2 separate regions of the Homo sapiens genome follow, and region 1 is linked to region 2. The links are chromatin loops, found by intact Hi-C in ENCODE. Cell type or tissue: IMR-90. All regions are shown on one strand.

Region 1 (5,000 bases), 200 kb after region 2:
TACTATCTAATTTAACACCGCAGAAGCTGCTGGCAAAACAAAAATTTTTTTAGTTTGGGAGGTGGATTTCTTTAAAATCATCCCTTAGTAAATCTTTGGTTACCTGGGAACTAGTTTTAACAAGCATCTAGAATGTCCAAGCACTGAGTTTAAGGGGAAAAACACATTAGCTAAAACACACCACCTTGGAGGAGCCAACAGTTTTACTCAATGGTATCCTGACTGGTTAGTGCAGGACACACGACAGGAATATTAACGGTGACTGATGTTATCTATAAAAGCTAGGCTTTTTTTTCTTAAAGGTGAGAATGCAGTAGAGAAGCAAAAGGTATCAAAGGAACAAAAGAAGAATGGCAGCAAAAGTTAGAAACTAAGAAGGCAGCAGCACAAACAGATGGGTGGGTGAATATTTGATGGAGAAGACAGGGATGAAGGAAATAAAAGTCAGACCAGCCTTGCAACCTGGAGGGAGACAAGGCAGAATAATTCTCTGCTTACCAAACCCATGGAACACCAGCAGGCAAGTTCCCTCCCTGGCGTCAGGGCCCCGCAATCTCTCTCCAGGTGGGGACTGGGCCTTTTGACTTCAACAGACTCTACTGCAGGGAACCAGAGGCCAATGAACTCTTTTTCAATGATACCTTTTTCAATGATACCTTAACTGATAAAGAATGCTTATGTGGCTAAATTCCTGTCTCTTGAATTAAGCTACTGCAATGAGGACACATCAAAAAAACACTTCCTTCATATCTCTAGAATAATGTGGGTTTTATCTCCCCCAAGGTGACACCAAAACAAATGATTAAATTGTGGTAGCCTTCTAAATCTGATTAATGTTATTCAGACTCTCCCACAAACTGTTTGCCATTATTACACTTGCTAATTAGGAGCTGTAAGGTCTTTATCTTCCCCAACCTACAGTCACATGCTCAGGATGGAGCTTTGCTAAAAGCAGGACTCCTGGTTAATACTGTTAATGAGTTTAGCACTGCCAAAATGTCAATAGTTTTTTATTTGGTCAGAAAGGGCCTAATTTACCTAGTTCAGCTGCCCTTGGTAATGTTCATGGAAATGTCAGAGCAGCAATCAGGGGAAACAAATGGCAATAAAGATGATTACTAGAAGGGTGACAGCGAAAACCCCACTGACAGACTGCTTTTATTTTTCTCTCACCACTGCAAGATTTCATTCAGAGATAAGGCAACAGAGTACACTGAGTTCAGCACCCAACATAACTGCATATTTTTTCTAAAGTATAATTACATTTCTGCAATTTTGAAACGGACATAATACAAGAAGCTTAACTGTAAACTTTCCCAAAGAAGGAAGAGAGAATAAGAAAATGTTTCAGGGAAAGAGGTGGGAAGAGCTGAACTGTTTAACATTACTTTCTTTCATTTACAACAGGGTGTAGGATGCTAAAGAAAAGGGTACCTACAGGAGGTAGATCTAGATCTAACTCTTTTACCACTTTTGGACTAGGAAAAATGTTTATGACTTATTCGAGACAAAGATTCCTTCTTTAGCATTTTCAACTTAACCTTTCTTAGGTGGTTAGGAATGTAATAGTTCTAAGTCAGTAATGAATAATACGGCTGTTCATCTTTAGGTCATCCACGCCAGGGTGTCCAAACATGGGCTATATTCACTAAAGCGTGCAACAGAATGTGGGGGAATGCCCATGTACCTGTGCTGACTTCGGTGGCTGGACTAAGCCTTTCACTGATAGAATTCCAAAGTTTACTGGGGCACACATCAAATTCATTCAAGTTTTTAGGAAAAAAGAGAACCATACAAAATAAAGAAAAATAAAGCACTCAGCCTAGTCCCCAAGGGCTAACGTCCTTTAGAATAAAAAACCTAGGTACCCAAGATAACAATGTGTCGTCCCCTTTGCACCCACTGCATTCCCTACCTAACTCCCTGTATCCCACACAATGGGACACAGAAATGCTTCATGTTTTCTGATGTGAGGCCCATTTAACTTTTTTAGCATACTAGATGAAGCAAAGAATAAGATAACTTTTCCACTTAGAAAGTTGAGAAACAAAAATTCCAATGCCAAATTCCATGTGACCTGAGCTATATCCCTAACTTCCATGCATGTTACCTTCCAGGTAATTCATAGATCCGTGCTTTTTAAATCAAAGGGCCCACACACTACCAACACTGGTGCTAAGAAAAGCCTTTGACAGAAAGATAACTGCTTCACTTTACCTCTTAAATTGCCCTGCAAAAAATATATATATATACAAACAAAAAGCTGACATAATTCAATCTCTCCTTGGGGAAATTTAACATTTTGCTAAGACAAGGATAAAAATATTTGCTTCATTTTTCTATCAATTTACCTAGATTAAGCATTTAACCACGCCATTGATTACAGCTGTATCACTCAAAATGGGACCCTTAGTGAGCAAGTATGTTCATGTTAAGACAATAGCAGGAAATATACTTATCTAAGAGGCCTTTGTTTACATTTCTAAGCACAGAATTGCAAGGATATAATGCAGCTGACTCAGCTGCCTGTGGATTCCTATGCGCTTAAGAAATGTCTTGCTTTTCCTTGACTCAGTTTCCCATCATTAACAATGGCACAGTCATCTCTTCTACCACCTACCTAGAACACTAGATTCACAAATGGTTGGGTAAGGATTAAGCATTGTGTACACAGTGAGGATCCCTTGGCTCAAGTCTGGAACCAGAAAACAGATGAAACCCATAGACAAGAGGCCTACTTATAATGAAGAAAAAGAAGAAGGTTCCTTATGATCAGTCATCCTTACTTTAGTAAAGAATTTCCTAGTGTGAAATTTCAAAGAAAACCTGATATCAAGATCTGAAATAAAGGGAGTAACCATCCAGGATTGCCAGGACTAGCATAGTTTTTGCACTGAAATTCCTGGGCAAACAGAAATAGTTGGTGCTATGGTTTGAATGTGTTCCCCACATTGGGAATGTGTCCTGGGGAAAACTTAATCCCCAGCACAATAGTGTTAAGAGGTGGAAAGTTTTAAGAGGTAATTAGGCCATAAGGGCTCTGCCCTTACAAATGGATTAATGACATTTATCAGGGGAGTAGGTTCCTCAGAAAAGGATGAGTCTGTCCCCCATTCCCCTCTTGCCATGTGATGCTGTCCATGATGTTATGAAGCAGCAAGAAGGCCCCTGACAGATGACAGTCCCTCAATCTTGAACATCTCAACTTCTACAACAATGAGCCAAATAAATTCCTATTAATAAATTACTCAGTCTGTGGCATTCTGCTCTAGGAGCACAAAATGAACTGAGACAGTTGACCATCCTTAACAGAGACTCAAACAAGTAAGAATATTTGCATAATCAAAGATAACTGATTAACTTAAATATAGTTACTTTAAACTCAATTCTCTGCATTAAAAATTGGAGATTGTTTAGCTTTAGCTTGTTTATATATTATCTTTTTCTGGATTTTGCTTGCACCAAAAGGGAAATGGGTAAGGTTTAATTATCTGAGGTTTTGCCACTTACTGTGGGAGTCCAGGCAAGTTATTTAACTTCTCTGTCTCAAGTTCCTCATCATGTCAGGCACACAGGAAGCACTCAACTATGAGCCACAATTATTATCTCTAATATTGTAAGTCTAGTGGAATGGCCGTATTTGTTCTGCTGGTGATTTTCAAATACCACTCATCTGAATAAATACTATGAATTTTTTCTTTTAATCTCAGAGGAGCCTGCAAGTATAATCAGGTTGATAGGCTCTCCTTTAATTCTTCTCTCTTTCCCTGACAGATCTAAATAAAAAAATAAGCAATTTAATTTCCTTCTTCAATTTAAAATTGGGCTCTACTGTGCTCATTTTAGCATAACCAAGTGATAGAAAATTCTTTTAATGATAAAATATCATTATTTCTTTCTCAGTAATTTCTAATTATCAGGATACACTTGTCCATGTTAGGATATGTTTCCGCTTCCAACAGCTAACCTAGAAACAGGAATAAGCTCATCAGAATTCTAGCAACACCAGTAACAAAACATAATTAGGTTCTTGGAATTTATGAGCCCATTCTTTCAACAAAATACAGTAATTATTCTTTTAAAAATGAATATGATAATGCTTGGATTGCAAGGAAACGAATTATGGGACATTACTCTGCTATCGTATCTGGCAAGGTTCCCTTTACTTTGCTGTCCTTCAGTCATTTAAATTTTCAATGGCAAGCAAATATAACCACTGATTATCACGTGGGTAGGCAGCACAGAATCACAAAAACGTAATAATGTTGACTAAATAGCTGCTGTTTCTTGGGGCTGCCAGCAACCAGAGATTGTAGAAATGGGACAAGAAAGAGTTTAAAGAAGTTACTGTTACTTATTACTATTTCACTATTGTGAAAACATTAATGAACTAAGGAGAGAGAACTATTAGTTCAATAATACTAGAAAGAAAAATAAAAGAATATCTTAATCTGTATTTATCAGAACAGTACTGAGGGGCTGAAGGTGACAATGAACAAACTTTTGGAATAGAAAGACAAAAGCAAAGTTTCCTCCAAAGCAGAAAATTCATTCATTACCAGTTACAGAAGGAATGCCATGAGTATGTGTCCTTTCCCTTTTCTAACAAAATATTCTAAAGGGGGTCAGAGGTTTCCCACTTGCTCAGGGTTTTCTAAGAACTGCCCCCAGGGAATGTACTGTGGATCAGCAATGAGATCTTAGGAAAGTTGATATAAAGCTGGAAATCAGGGATTGTATACTTCATTCTGAGTTATGCCTACAACATTGCAGGGTCTTTCTCACTTGGGTCTTTGACTTTTTTGGTATTGGGTTAAGTATGACACAGAAATCTAATAGGACATAAAGTAGCAGACACTCCCAGCCACTGAACATACATACAAACTTGTAGGGGAAGCAAAACATGAGAAACAGGATCAGGCCACATTTTAAAGAATTTAGATGTGTGTGTGTAGAGACTAAATGCAATACAACTGTTAGGAAAGAGGGGTTAAAGTAGG
Region 2 (5,000 bases):
CAGTATGATGGGCCAGCCACTCCTGTCAGCGGAATGCAAGGGCGAGGCTTAATGGGGAACTGCTAAAAATCAAGCCTGCCCTCAGTACTATGGAGAGTGGGCAGGAAATGGGGTGGACCCATTCTGCAGGCCAAAAATCCCTGGAACTCCCTCCTGTCATTTCTCTGACAAACTTCATGCCTCTCTTCTCTCCACAAATAAGACATTTTACATACATCTCACCACTGACTGCTATTTGGAATTAGGCATGACATTACTTACTGGCTCATATTATAAATGTATACATGAACTTCCCAGTATTAGGTAAATACAAAGCATTTCATTATTGATTTTGAATATTTAAAAGGCAGATTTATTTAAGCTCTTTCAGCTCCTACACCAAATAACTGCACTGAGTAGGTACATGCCTAATGAAAGGTACCTTGTGAGGCCTGAACAGGTTAAGACACTCCGCTGATAACCAACTGGAAATACGATTGACTTTTTCCTTTAATTTATCATTTTTCTTAATACGTATATTAATTTAAAAAAATCCTGACAGCAGGCCAAGATCATTTTAGGATCTGTTTCATATGAGAAATAAAGTTTTATGGTTCAGTTAAAAGACCCTGAAAAATGAGGTTTCTAATGGAAATGCTGGCAGAGTTTCTACTTCTGGGCTGGGCTGGTAATACTATTTAAAAAAAACCAGAGGGAGGATCAGAGCATCACTCTCCATACAAATGAAGGTGTGCTCCTTTGTTGGATTACTTGGATATGAAGCAGGAAATTAACACCCAGGATACCTTCCTTCCTTCACTTTTGCTTCAGATTCCTGTGCAAGTCGAAACTGAAGGAGGAAACACATGTGAGTGTTCAGTGCAAAAGTGAGCCCCCAGACAAAGGGGGAGGAGCGGGGAAGAAGGACAGGAAGGTGCATTCAGAAGGTGCCTGGATGGTGACTTTCTTTGAAGGGTGTGTCCTGGATGGACAAGTCCTAATGGAAGCTCACAGCAGAAATCCAGTCCATGACAGAGGCCTGGCTACCACACATGGGAATGCCTGGCCTGCCCACACCATCCATCTTTGGCTCTGGAGAGACCTGGTCACCTTGGCTTTCTGTTTACTTGCTATTGCCTCTCCGAAGGCTAAGGGGGTGTCCGGGGCTTAGTTCTGCATGGAGAGACGGCCACCTTTCTCCTTGGGTCTCTCTTTCCTCTTAGCACTGTTTCTACTGCAGTCCTCCCCACATCACTGCAGGCTCGGAGCCACAATCACTGGCCACGTTTTAGCAAATGCTGCCGCTTCCTAGAATGACATGCTTGTGTCCAATTAGATACTCCTTCCACCTTACTCAAAATTGAGGGACAGAAGTGAGCAGGCAGTGCAGATCTCGAGGTACAGGTCAGGCCAACAGGGCACAGGATCCCCGGGCTGGGGGAAGGACAGGCACAGGAAAGCGAGGTGGGCGAGCATTCTGTGATGCTGACAAGAGCAGGGGGTGAAACTACTTCTTCTTTGTTCGTAAGACACCTGGAGACCTGGCAGGGGAAACCCATGTTTCAAAACTACTCAAAAGCCGGGCGCAGTGGCTCACGCATGTAATCCCAGCACTTTGAGGCAGGTGGATCACCTGAGGTCAGGAGTTCAAGACCAGGCTGACCAACATGGTGAAACTGTCTCCACTAAAAATACAAAATTAGCCAGGCGTGGTGGCATGTGCCTGTAATCCCAGCTACTTGGGAGGCTGAGGCAGGAGGATGCTTGAACCTAGGAGGTGGAGGTTGCAGTGAGCCAAGATTGCACCATTGCACTCCAGCCTGGGCAACAAGAGCAAAACTCCATCTCAAAACAAACAAACAAAAAAAACAACTACTACTCAAAGAGGTAAACTTGGAGAAGCTCAGCCAATGGAACGAGATGAAGTGAAGGCCATGTGGCGGCAGCATGTGCCTTGACAACAGGCATCAGAGAGACAGCTGCAGAAACGCTGGCCCCTTTCATCGCTGATGCGGCCTCAGCTCCATCTGGCCCCACTGTCAGCCCAGGAGAATGCAGCTCCTAAGAAGTCTTGTTTGTTTTAACTTGTCTGTTATTCTGTTTCCACTCCAGTTCTTGCTGCATTCAACATAAACAATTTACCCATTCAGTCATGAGGAAAAACGAAAAACACACTTGACAACCAAATTTTGTGTTGTCGGGAGATGATTCAATGCCAGTTGCTGAGACAGGGGCAGAAGCAAAGGAGGCAGGGAGACAAGAGGAGGAAGAGGGACTCTGGAGACACTTACCAGGGGAGGACCCCACGCCCGCCGCTCGGAACTGCCCCAGGATGAGGCTCTGCTCACTCTCTGCCAGCGCCAGGAGGAGTTCGTAGGCTTCGATGCACTGCTCGCTGAAACAAAGCACATGGGGCCTCAGCCCTTGCAGAGAACAGCGGACACCTTCAATGTGGCGCCGGTTTCTGTGCAGGAGGCAGCTCAGGTGCTGTCTCGGCCTCACTCTCCACACAGGCAAGGAAACCACCCATGAATATTCCCAGGGCAGGGCCAGTGGCTTGCTCTTTCATTTGGCCTTTTTATTTTTAAACCTTTAACTTGGTTCTGGAAAAATACAAGAGAAACAATAAAGGTGGGAGAGGCAAATGTGTCGTCCCTTCAGTGACCACCTGAAAGGACCATGTGATTCCCTTGTGGTAGGCCACTCCAGGTAGTCCCGCTGAGCCGGCACCCTGGTGTCCACACCCTTGTGCTGTCCCCCATCTGCACTGTACCAGGGTTGGTCTGTGTGACAGAAGTGACAGTAGGTCATTTCCAAAATTAGCTTACTAAAAAACCCTGACTTCCATCTTGGTCACTCTCTCTCACTTCACTATCTTGGACCATCCTCCCCGGAGCAGGCCAGCTGTCGTGTCTTCAAGATTCTCAGGCAGCCCTATGGAGAGGTCCACATGGTGAGTAATGACTAAGGCCTCCAGCCAACAGCCAGGTGAGTGAGCCTTCTTAGAGCAGATCCTCCAATCCCCCACTGAGGTCTCAGATGATACAGCCCTGGCTGACAGCTTGACCAGAATCTCACAAGAGACCCTGAACCAGAACCACCTACTAAGCCACCCCCAGGTTCCTGATCCTTGAAACTGTGATGCAGTAAGTGATTAGTCATACAACAATAGGTAGCTGATATAACATCCCACAAGGAGATGATTTTGACCTAGACCTGCACTATTCAATATAGTATCTACTAGCCACAAATAGCTACTTAAATTGAAAATATTCTGAGTTAAATAAAATGAAAAAGTCCATTCCTCCATTGCAGTAGCCATACTTCATATGTTCAATAGCCATACATGGCCAGTGGTTACCATATTGGGCAGTGCATGTAGAGAACAGTTCCACCATCACAGAAAAGTTCTATTAGATTCTCATAAAACTAAGTGCTTAAAATGTCTCATGAAACATTCTTAGGCCTTCACAAAAGCTCTGACAAGAGTTTGAGTTTGGATTTCTAGGAGGAGGAAACATAGTCACTCTTCTTTGTGCCCAACATTCATTGGGCAAACAAGGTAAAATATCAAACAACAGTCCCTTTCCTGTAGCGTGAGACCCACGTGGCCCACGTCCACACAAGAGGAGGTGGAACATGTGTACAGCATCCTCAGGGTCCCAGATAATATGCCTGCAGTAGGAACATTTCCTCTTTAAGAAAGTAACTGTCTAGCTTCTTCAAGCTGAACAGGGGATATGTTGCTTCATTTAGTCAACAGACAATTTCCTTTGATTGCCTTTCTTTTTTTTCTTTGAGACGGAGTCTCGCTCTGTCGCCCAGGCTGGAGTGCAGTGGCACGATCTCAGCTCACTGCAAGCTCCGCCTCCCAGGTTCACGCCATTATCCTGCCTCAGCCTCCCGCCTCAGCCTCCTGAGTAGCTGGGACTACAGGCGTCCACCACCATGCCTGGCTAACTTTTTTTTTTGTATTTTTAGTAGCGACGGGGTTTCACTGTGTTAGCCAGGATGATCTTGATCTCCTGACCTCGTGATCCGCCCGCCTCGGCCTCCTAAAATGCTGGGATTCCAGGCGTGAGCCACCGCGCCCAGCGTCAATTGACTTTATTTTCATTGTCCTTTACTAAGAGTTAAGACAAAGGGCTGAAATGCTAGCCCTAGGTGATACCAGCTCCTCGTTTCAAAGGCAGTTCATATTCCAGAGATGTGAGGACATTTCCTTATCCATGAGGTTGTACTAATGTGGAGAAAGACCTTTCTGCTCAAAGGCAGATTGTGGGTGGACAGCAACCAGCTTCAACGGTTATCACAGATGGATTATCTGCTTGCTTTGCTGTCTGTAAACCAGAATGATTGCTCTCTAGCTTTGGTCTCATTCATTTTGCTTTGATAATTTCCTGAATAAACAAGAATGTTTCTTAAACAATACCGAACTTTTTAGAGGATGCTAAGTGTACGATACAGTCAACTACTCTGAGGCCTTGGCAAATACACTTAAGTGGTAACACTAATAAAAGAAACCTATGATGATAATAATAAGGCATAGTTTTGCAGCTTTAAACAAGCAGTAATTTAAAAACAGATAAATTTCAAAGTGATGAGGCAGAAAAAAAAAAGTGGCCCATTCAAATTACCACTTGCTCACCAATGAGTGAACTGTAGTTATTTAAATTGACTTGTTTTCATGACAAAAAATCAGCAGCATGCCTGAAGACCAGGAAAATATTCATATCCTTTGACCTACAATTCCTGCTTTGGGATTTTATCCAGAGGAAAATATTCAAAAGAATGAAGATCTTATCTGCATTAAATTATTCATCATAGAATTATTTTTAATATCAAAAGTCTAAATGTCTTTTAGAAAAGTGAATAAATTAACAATATAAAAACTTGTTGGAGGGGTTACAGCCATTCAGAATAGAGACTATTAAAAGCAACATTTTAAGACTACAACAAAATGAAGAACTAGAATGCACTAGATTTATAACAATGTAAATTACATATGAACATGAATAAAG

Evidence for each region. Peaks named below come from ENCODE experiments on the same cell type or tissue, not always from the same donor. Only the 100,000 strongest peaks of a DNase experiment are listed, where the experiment ranks them.
Region 1: it touches region 2 in a loop (1.9-fold over the local background); 2 of 110 quality-filtered maps call a loop at or near these places.

The regions. Positions count from the first base shown.
Region 1 is chr5:113,268,672-113,273,671 of GRCh38, forward strand. All of the region lies in intron 3 of MCC (MCC regulator of Wnt signaling pathway), which reads right to left. Among named protein-coding and RNA genes, the nearest start is that of TSSK1B, 160 kb to the right of the region's middle. In IMR-90, no CTCF peak of the experiment used is centred here; a DNase peak (open chromatin) is centred at 2,530.
Region 2 is chr5:113,065,810-113,070,809 of GRCh38, forward strand. MCC (MCC regulator of Wnt signaling pathway) reads right to left here. Exons shown (of 19, transcript NM_001085377.2): 13 at 2,271-2,374. Among named protein-coding and RNA genes, the nearest start is that of DCP2, 92 kb to the left of the region's middle. RefSeq lists enhancers at 3,350-4,126, 4,127-4,901. In IMR-90, a CTCF peak has its summit at 1,945; DNase peaks (open chromatin) are centred at 2,092 and 2,952; H3K27ac peaks cover 1,054 bases.